2 separate regions of the Homo sapiens genome follow, and region 1 is linked to region 2. A link is a loop called in an ENCODE intact Hi-C map of the cell type or tissue named here. Cell type or tissue: Calu3. All regions are shown on one strand. Each heading gives the region's core, and the rest is flanking DNA. Links, peaks and the distances in the headings are about the cores only. Region 1 overlaps SKAP1 (src kinase associated phosphoprotein 1). Region 2 overlaps SKAP1 (src kinase associated phosphoprotein 1).

Region 1 (5,383 bases), core at 323-5,322, 110 kb before region 2:
AAGAGTGGTAAATCCCTCAGTCACAGACATAATCTTCAGAAGTCAACACTTAATTATTCAGCTTGTAGATTTTCCATGCTTTCCTGTCCCTCCTCCTTGGTATTTCATTGCACACACACACTTCTTTTAGAAAGCAGGCAAACAAAAGAAGTAGAAGAGATGAAACTCAGACTTGAAGGTGTGGATATCTGTAACATTACTTTGAAATGTTGTCAGCAAGGAAAAAGAAGCTAAAAGATAATAAAAATTGTTATCATTTAAGAATAGCTTTCATTTCAAAACAGTATTTCATGTGCATTTTTTTTCAAATGTCTGTTTAAAAGTTTTTGCAAATTAATTGTGGTTAGGATGTTTCAAACTAACACAGTAAATAGATTTTCACCTCAAAATTGTACCTACTTAAAAACATTTAAATTTTACTTAATACTGACTTTTAGGTTGATTCTTCAGTAAACAAAGTGAGAGCTTGTCATTAACTACCAGCAGGTGGTGGTATTCACAAATAGGGTACAAGAAATACTGAAAGGGCTATGAGTATAACCAATATGTGGTTCAGATTTATGGATTATGGATTTTAAAACATTTTTAATGGAGTTGTCAGCACACTGAAACTACTTCCATTCCCATCTGTTCCATATGAATGTGGAAACTTGGAAGTCACCTTAAAATATGTGCCTGTAGAAAGTTTTGCATTAAGAACATTGGGTCTCTTTATAAAAGCAGACAAATATTTTCTATTTTTAAATATTTAAATTTTCTGTATAACAATGAGCTTCAAACATGCACAAGTATCCTGACTCTTCCAATATTTTGGGGGCCTCTAGGTTTAGAATCTGATCTATCTTCTATTCAGGGCAGACACGTATCAAGAGGGAGCACTGACTGTATACTTTAGCCAAGCTAACCTGAGCAAATGCTGAATGGTGGGCACTGTGCACACAGTTGCTATGGAGAAAATATGTCCGTTCTTGTCTCCAAAAAAAAGGTCCCAGGTTTCAGAGGATACAGAAGCAACAAGAGGCGGTGAACTCCAGTCATCGAGTCAACAGCTTCAGGGGCTTTAGGAACAGGCTGAAATTATTTGGTTTTGACCGCCAGATGACCTCCATTGCTGCCCAGTCTGATGGACAGTCGGACCATTAGTTCTTTTAACACACATTCTTTTCCTGAAACACAGACACCACTCTGCGTTTGCACAGAGCAAGAAAGGAGAGCAAACGAGAGTGTCTGAAAGGGAGAGACAGAGACGTACATTTGCAGAGAAACTTCTAAACCAGCCGCAACCCTTCTACTGTTTTAGGGCCTAGGACTAGAGGAATTCAATCCAAGCAAAGAGACATCAGCTTTTTTTTTTTTATCTAACTTAAAAATCTGACTTTAGACTACAATTAGGCAAGATTATATCTAATAAATGTCCAAAACAAAAACATGGAAATGGTTAAAATTGATTTTTTGTATTTTCTAAAGCATTTGATATCTAGCTTAAAAATCAGCAACACTACTTTATATATATATACAAAATGTATACATATATATGTTTATACATATATATATACACACACACAGAGATCAGAAATAAAGAGGTCTTACTATGTTCTACCTAATGTTAGTTCAGGCTTACTGCAAAATTGTTTTCCACTACATACTACCCAGTTCTTTGAAATCCATTTAATGAGTTTAATTCCCAGGCCACATTACTGTGGTATATGAGATTCAATGTACATTTTATTTGTTTTCTTGGTATGCATGTGTTTTGATGTGTGAATGAAAAGTAACTTTGGTCTTATTATTCTTATAAAACAAATCAGGAGCTAAGCTTTGCTTTCAGACAACCTATTAATCCAAGGCAAAACTGAAAAGCACAAAGATTGTACTCCAAAGAGACCCATAAAGATACTGAACTTTGCCAGGAAATGGGGAGGGAAAAGGGAGTAGAAAAGGAAATTTAGGTAGAGGATAAAATTTTCTATAGATGATGAATCATTCTATCTTTAAATAAAGCAATACTTAAACTTACATTTAATCAAATCTACAAAACACACACACACACACACACACACACACACACACACACCCTCCATCTCCATTTTCTTGTGGTTGTGGCTGACAGAACTGTACTTGTCCCCAGCCTCTTCTGATTTTCCTCTTGGGATAAGTGATGAGCTATGCTGCAGTCAACGAGGAAACATCTGTTTGACTTTCCGAAGCTGGCATGGGGAGCTGAAGTCTGAATCACAAATGCCACTTTCATAAACAGGTCTCCCACAGGAACCTTGCTAAAAACATGACTCTACTGGGGTGAGCCACAGCTCTGGTGAGTGATGGGGAAGGCTGCTCTCCTTTCCAGCTATTTGAAACAATATACACTTTTTATAGGATTTGTCTGTGGTGGGATTTAATGAATTCCAATCTGTTAACAGACGTACCTGAATCCAGTTTTAATTTGGGAAGTTAGTTCATACTGAAGCTCCAAAGGCTCTAAATCTGGGAATTTTTAATTAGTAAGAAAGCTATGGCTGGGTGCGGTGGCTCACACCTGTAATCCCAGCACTTTGGGAGGCTGAGGGAGGCGGATCACGAGGTCAGGAGTTCAAGACCAGCCTGGCCAACATGGTGAAACCCCATTTCTACTCAAAATACAAAAAATTAGCCCGGCATGGTAGCAGATGCCTGTAATCCCAGCTACTTGGGAGGCTGAGGCAGGAGAATCACTTGAACCTGGGAGGCGGAGGTTGCAGTGAGCTGAGACCGCACCACTGCACTCCAGCCTGGGCCTGTCTCAAAAAAAAAAAAAGCAAGCAAGCAAGCAAGCAAGCAAGCAAGCTATGACACTGTGGTGTGTGGTTACTGTGTTCAGAAAAGACACACAAAACCTCAAATTATTTTTTAAGCATATTGACGTGGTACTTAAAAATCAGCACACAGTTTTCACATTTTATTTTATTCTAGTATTGTTGTCATCAACAATGTGAATAACTCAGAACACCACTCTGGCTAGAGGTGTGTCTAACACACCCGAACTGTAACCTTTCTCTTTCCCTCCCCCCATGAAACTAGGGAGAAAACACCTTTGGGAGCTGTATCTGCCCAAAGGCAAACTCCTGTGGCAGGTGGAACAGGGAGCTGGCCATGCTCCAAATGCCTCCCCTGTTAGAATCTTCACATCTGCATGTCTGTTTAGGTTGTCCAAGTTTTCAACTTAACTTATTTTTAAAACCTCTTTTCTTTAGTTTAGTGATTTTTCTCTTTATGAAAAATGACTGCTTGCTGTTTGATTCCTCTCTTGGGATATTTACTCATTCTCTCCTGAACAGGGCTCTCATTTCCTTGTCAGCACTTGGTTTGGCTGACATCACTGTATGATTATTAACCTGTGAGTGAGCTGGAAATATTTCCGAGATAATCTAAACACACACCCACACCTACACACACCCACACACACACATACACACACACACTAGCCTAGTCTATTCAACTGAAGTATTTGGCAAAAATAATAGATTTTATAAGCTATATCAAATAGATCTTAATGTAAATTGTTAGGCTGGTGCAAACATCATCCTGCATATTTCTAGTTCAAAGGTAGAGAGCATTTGTGTCAGAAAGGAGCTCCTTTATTATTTAAAGACAGTTTCCACCTATCAGAACAGATGGATAGTTGTTGCCTGTAAAATACGAATTATACTATACATAACAATAAATACACTATTGAAACCGTTAGTTCAAGAAATCAAGGCTGTGGCTGGAAAGCAATTTAATTTTAGAAATTCTGTTTTCCTTTTCTTTTTTTCTTTTCTTACTTTCTTTTTTTTTTTTTTTGAGACAGAGTCTCACTCTGTCACCCAGGCTGGAGTGCAGTGGCGCAATCTTGACTCACTGTAAGCTCCGCCTCCCAGGTTCACGCCATTCTCCTGCCTCAGCCTCCCGAGTAGCTGGGACTACAGGCGCCTGCCACAACGCCCGGCTAATTTTTTGTATTTTTAGTAGAGACAGGGTTTCACTGTGTTGGCCAGGATGGTCTCGATCTCTTGACCTCGTGATCCACCAGCCTCGGCCTCCCAAAGTGCTGGGATTACAGGCATGAGCCACCGTGCCCGGCCCTGTTTTCCTTTTCTTATTCCTCTTTTTCTCTTTTTTGAAATTTAAAAATGATATTTCTATTTTACAATTACTAGAGAGAATTATTGGGTGAATGAAGTGGAAATGTCCAAATATACACGAATTTTCTTTCTTTCTGTGACTAGACTAACACTCAACACGAAATGCTTTCACTGCTTGAAGGAAAGCCCTCATAGAACATAGCAGATGGCAGAATTAGCACATAGAATATCATTTTATCATGAAAAAAATGTGATGCCAAGCCAATAATTATTTTCCTCAAATTTGTTTTCCACATCTTTCCCTATACTCAGGGCTCTGAATGTTCCTACAGCATTTAGGATCTTCTGATAAATTTCCAACTTTTGAATTATGAACACTAGTAAGCCTTTTTTAGCTTTAAGTGAAATTAAGACATGAAGTAGATATATAAGTTATTAGGCCTTAGAGAAAAAAAGACAAAATTAGATACTTCTCAACATACATGATTTAACTTAAACAATACCTCAATTTTACTTTGTTCTCACAATCAAAAAATAATGTTGAACAAAAGGAACAGTAGTTGGAGAATTCTTCCAAAATCAATTTTAATTAAACACACACACACACTTTAATGTTGAATATGCCTGTTTAATCAATGATTTTGGCTCTAAGGTGATACAATCAGCATTTATACTTCAAATTACCACTTGGTACTAATAGATACTCTATACACAAGTCCTTAAGGTCAACACCCAAATTATTGCCCTATATTAATCATTAATAACTTAGAAAATGATAATTTTCTAAACCCATTTTTTTAAAAGAGCAAACACACTTGCTTAGTTTAATTTGCTACTATTAAAATGATTTGTGATTAATTTAATATCAATTAATTTAATACTAGATTGCTTACAAAATTATTTACTATATTTCTGTTCTTTTCACCACTTGCTCTTAAGTATTGAGCCATGGGAGATGTTTAGGAACTCCGTTAGGAAGGGTAATTACAGAACCAAAGCAGGGGAGGACCTGACAAAATAGATACCAACAGATAAATGGAGGGAAGGGAGAGATGGAAAGGCACACCATTTCTCATGTGATTATACAGAGGTTGCTTATAGGTACCTTTACATTATTATCTTGTGTTTGTATTATGCCCATTTTACAGATGAGAAAAGCTAAAATCAGAGAACTTAAATGACTTCTCTGAGATCATAAAGGTAGTTAATGTAATAATCCAGTGTAAGGTTTGGAATGCTTTACAAAATGAATCTCATCAAATCCTCGAAAGACAGACATTACT
Region 2 (5,383 bases), core at 72-5,071:
GAAAAGAAAAAGAAAAAAAGAAAGGAAAAATAATTCTATTTCCCAATTATAAAAAAATGATTAACATTTATTAGCACTTACATGTTAGGCATTGTGCTAGATATACACATATACATATGCATATACATCATATATATTTTTTTGAGACAGAGTCTCACTCTGTCACCCAGGCTGGAGTGCAGTGCACAATCTCCATTCACTGCAACCTCTGCCTCCTGGGTTCACGCGATTCTCGTACCTCAGCCTCCTGAGTAGCTAGGATTACAAACGTGTGCCACCATACCCAGTTAATTTTTTATCTTTTAGTAGAGATGGGGTTTTCCCATGTTGGCAAGGTTGGTCTTGAGCTCCTTGCCTCAAGTGATTTACCCACCTCAGCCTCCCAAAGTGCTGGGATTACAGGCATGAGCCACCACGTCTGGCCCTGTGCTAGGTATATGTTTTACATGTGTTATTTTATTTATTTATTCATTTTTGAGACGGAGTTTTGCTCTTGTTGCCCAGGCTGGAGTGTAATGGTGCAGTCTTGGCTCACCGCAACCTCCGCCTCCCAGGTTCAAGTGATTCTCCTGCCTCAGCCTCCCGAGTAGCTGGGATTACAGTCATGTGCCACCATGCCCGGCTAATTTTGTATTTTTAGTAGACAGGGGTTTCTCCATGTTGGTTAGGCTGGTCTCGAACTCCTGACCTCAGGTGATTTGCCTGCCTTGGCCTCCCAAAGTGCTGGGATTACAGGCGTGAGCCACCATGCCCGGCACATGTATTATTTTATTTAATCTTCATAAAAACCCTAGGAGGTCAGTATTTTTTTAAGACAAGGTTGCATTCTGTCACATAGGCTGGAATGCAGTGGTGCAATCATAGCTTATTGTAAACTTGAACTCCTGGGCTCAAGCAATCTTCCTGCCTCAGCCTCCGAAGTAGCTGGGACTATAGGTGTGCACCACCACACCTGGCTAATTTCCTTTATTTTTCATTTTAGTAGATACAAATTCTCACTATGTTGCCCAGACTGGTCTCGAACTTCTGGCCTCAAGTGATCCTCCTGCTTTGGCCTCCCCAAAGCACTGGGATTACAGGCATGAGCCACTATGCCCAGCCCAGGACTACTATTATCCTCATTTTACACATGAGGAAACTCAAACTCAGGAAGGTCAAACAACTTGGCCAAGATCACATAGCTACTAAGTGGCAGAACCAAGATTTGTATCCAGGTTGTATTAGTCCATTTTCACACTGCTATAAAGATACTACCTGAGACTGGGTAATTTATAAATAAAAGAGGTTTAACTGACTCACACTTCCACATGGCTGCGGAGGCCTCAGGAAACTTAAAACCATGGTGGAAGGTGAAAGGGAAGCAAGCACCTTCTTCACAGGGTGGCAGGAGAGAGAGAGAACATGAGAGAAGTGGGAAGCACTAGACACTTATCAAACAACCAGATCTTGTGAGAACCCACTCACTATCATGAGAGCAGCAAGGGGCAAATCTGCTCCCACGATCTAATCACCTCCCACCAGGTCCCTCCCTTGACATGTGGGGTTTATAATTCAAGATGAGATTTGGGTGGGGGGACAGAGCCAAACCATATCACAGGTCTACTTGGTTCCAGAGCCCAAGCTCTTAAATTCCATATTAACTGCTTTCCTATTGGCTGTAATATATAAAAAAAAATAAATCTGGTACTTAAGAGAAGATACAGTTGTTTTGTTAGATAGCCTATGGGCATGAATCAACCCTAATATGAATATTAGGGAGTGGTTAGACAGAGGTCTTTAACCTGAAGTCCATAGTTTAGGCTTCAGGGGATTTCCTAAACTCTCTAAAATTGTGGGTGAAATGTAACACTTGTTTTCTTTTCTCTTGGAGAAGAGTCTATAGACCTCATTAGTGTCAATAACTCACCCTTGCCCCACACCCACCAAAAATGATATGACCCACTGAATTAGGTGAATAGAGTTGTAATGGCATTATAAAACTAGCTACCCAGAAAGGCCAACATCTGTGATGTTATAACTCTAGAACATCTAGATGAATTTTTTTTTGCAACTGAAGTATTAAAAGTGTTATTTTACCTGTGACTTATGGAAATTTAAAACACATCATATACTCTCTGCCTTGGTAAACTCCTGCTGAACAAAATCAAATCTCTTCTTAATGACTTAAGGACATCCAAATTTGAACTTCTCTTTTTTGTTGTTTTTGAGACAGGGTCTTGCTCTGCTGCCCATGCTGGAGCGTAGTGACACAATCTCAGCTCACTGCAACTTCTGCCTCCCAGGCTCAAGCCATCGTTCCACCTTAGCTTCTTGAGTATCTGGGACTACAGGCACGCTCCACCATGCCTGGCTAATTTTTGTTTTTTTTTTTTTTGTACAGACAGGGTTTCACCATGTTGCCCAGACTGGTCTTGAACTCCTGGACTCAAGCAATCTGCCTGCTTGGCCTCCCAAAGTGCTGAGATTACAGATGTGAGCCATTGCATTCAGCCTGAACTTCCTTTTTGTACTAAAACAGCAATGCCTTCTGAATGCATAGGCTGTCTGCAATACTCAGTGTCCAAAGACTTCTATCTCTCTCTTGACCATCTCTGTTCTCTGATAATGGCTGTCTCCAAACAGACTGCAAAGGCTAACACTGAAGAGTTATCCTGCATTGAAAATGGAATCTTAGGATTCAGACGGACACCTAGTTGGGCATGGATTCCATGCAAGTTGATAAGGCTAGGAAAACCCCTTGCAACTGATCTTGAGCAGTCAGCCACATGGTAGAAGTTTATTTATGCCCAAGGAAATGGCTTTGCTGAGCAATGCTAAGAGTCTGTACACTAAATATTTCCTATAATTCTTTTTCTCACTTGGAAAGATTCACATTGCTTCCAAATTATCTTCTGAAAGTGTCCCATCTACTACCTTGCAGAAGGTATGGACTAGTGGCAAAGAGTAACATGGCCAGTGACACCCAACAACAGAAATGGGAAAACAGCACCATCTGGTGGAAGTCCCCAGTGGAGGCATCCAAGGCCTGGGACCCAGGGGTCCAGGTACCAGCCTTAGAAACAACTGGGCAGCAAAAGGAAGGTCTTTGGTGGAAGAGCTGGTGATCCTTCTAGTCCCAATTCCTTAATCTCACCAAAAGTACAAGACCTAATGCCTACCTACAAGGAGCTTACAATCTAGTCCAAAATATTAGCTCTTTGTATATAATGAGATGACAATCTAATATGATAAATACTACTGTAACAACAGACAATAGGCATATAACTCAATTATGTAATAGAAGAACATATCACAAGAAGGTCCCGGGTTCTTTTGGGGGATGTAATATTTCTGTGGTCTTGAGTCTATATTTACAAGCCCATCTAGGTAGATAATACAATGTTCACCTACCTACTAAATACAATGATCACAATCAAACTTATATTAAATAATAAACAACATTATCTGAGATTGACAGTATAACTCATCACCTGCTCCCCCACCACAATTTTTAAGTCCATTCCTGGACAGCAAAAAAGAAATTAAATTTTGAAAAGAAATTAAAGTACTATTTAACACTAGAGTCTCCTATAACACTTTTGCTACATGGAATCATTGCTATGGTCAATGAAACACCCACCATGAGTATAAACATTAAGAAACCTAAGAACTCTTTTTGATCAGTGAGTGATTAAGCTTTCTGATTGCAACACTGGAAACCCACATTCTAACATTCCTTCCCCTACTTTCTAGCATGAGGACTGTTTTTTCACCAGCAAATCTCACTAGTATGTCTACACAATCCCCATACTTCCTCCATGTAATAGGCAACAAACTATAATTCGATGAACTAATAAAGGAAAAATGCTAGCCAAATACATTATGGCAAAATAAAAACACTAAACAACAGGTCAGAGTTGGAGGGTTTTTTTCTGTAAATAAAAAGGAGTCATTGAAAGGTCTGTTTCTTTGTTTGTTTGTTTGTCTTTAAGGATAAAGAATGATGTCCACATCAAATCCAGCAGAGATGTGTAGCATGGATGGGAGGGAGAAAAGTGGGGAGATAGTTTAGGAAGCTACTTGAGAGCAAGAGAAAAGACAAGACATTAGATAACAGACTTAGAGACTGGCTAGGAGGAGAGCATCAAGAGGAAAGTCAGAGACGCCTTTCGGTTCCAAACTTGTGTATTGGAGAAAACAAGGTACTGCTTATGTACAAATAACTCCAGCTGATTACTGTATTCTAAACTGTTGTCTCTTTGGCCCTTGCTCTGTCATTTTTGTCACTGTTGACGCTTAAAAACCTAATTTTGTTTTATTTTTTGCTTGCTTCAGGTTAACAGCTACTCTTCGACCACTGAGACGCCATTATCTGATTAGTGAATAACTGGTAGCTGAGTGAATGTGTGACTGTGGCCCATATACTCACTGAATTTTACAGCTGGAAGGACACTTAAAATCATTTACTCTAGCCTTCACTTTACGGATGAGAACAATGAAGCATGGAGAGGTTATCTGATCGCACCATAGGAGTTTAAAAGTCCACACTGTGGGGCCACCACAGTTTATCTTGTACAGAATCAGGGGCAAGTTCAAAAATGTGATATTCATTTAAAAATGAGACAATTTCTACAAAAACATTTAAAACCTCCTTGGAAAAACTCGGCTATCATGCCTTTGATATTTTCCTTGTTATGAACATGGACATATTATTCACCTGAAGGCAAATGTTATGTAAAAAATTTTTAAGCTGGATTAGTTATTAGAGTTCATCTAGGCAAGGTGGATATCTCAGCATTAACATGCCAACACAGTCTCTGTATCTCAAGTTACGAATACTGCATTTGTTCTCTCAGTAGTAGAGATGAATAAATTTCCACTATTTGCCAGACACTCTGTGAGGGACTAAGAGCACAGAAAACCCAACTGTGGACCAGTTTGGCCGAAATAATCAAATTGTGTAGAAGTGATGTAATTGGCCCAGAACATGCAAATGGTAAAAACTGGGACCAGAAGAACCCATGTCTGACTAATGCCAGAATGTCTTACTGCCTGCACATAAGAGTTGCTAAGGGAGGATTCGAGATCAGAGAGAAGCCTGGAAGGGGAGGGTCGGGTCACAGAGAGGCCAGGCCCAAGATGCAGAGGGAGGTCAGGCAGAGGGGCCAGGTCCAGAAGAAGAGAAGGTGGCAAAGGACCAGCCTAGCACCCCAAAGCAGTTATGTTGAGTAAGGGACAGGGTAGGATACTGAGTAGGTTCCAACCTGAGAGCCTCTCTTTTCTCTTGTGAAGTAGGCTGTGACGTCATGGAAAGAGTGAGAAGCAATATGATGAGGTAAAGACTGACAAGGGTTTGCGGAGGAAAAAAAATTAAGGAAAAAGGTTGCTGATGTGGAGCATGTGA

What was found. A loop is a pair of places that touch in the nucleus more often than their neighbours do. Peaks named below come from ENCODE experiments on the same cell type or tissue, not always from the same donor. Only the 100,000 strongest peaks of a DNase experiment are listed, where the experiment ranks them.
Region 1: a loop joins it to region 2, with 14 times the contacts of the local background. A loop is called at or near these places in 8 of 110 quality-filtered maps.

What each region holds. Positions count from the first base shown.
Region 1 is chr17:48,262,710-48,268,092 of GRCh38, forward strand. The region is part of intron 4 of SKAP1 (src kinase associated phosphoprotein 1); the gene reads right to left. Among named protein-coding and RNA genes, the nearest start is that of SKAP1-AS2, 29 kb to the right of the region's middle. In Calu3, for the core only: CTCF peaks have their summits at 463 (motif pointing right) and 665; DNase peaks (open chromatin) are centred at 2,172, 3,112, 3,412 and 3,882.
Region 2 is chr17:48,371,848-48,377,230 of GRCh38, forward strand. All of the region lies in intron 2 of SKAP1 (src kinase associated phosphoprotein 1), which reads right to left. Among named protein-coding and RNA genes, the nearest start is that of SKAP1, 56 kb to the right of the region's middle. In Calu3, for the core only: a CTCF peak has its summit at 3,016 (motif pointing left); a DNase peak (open chromatin) is centred at 2,994.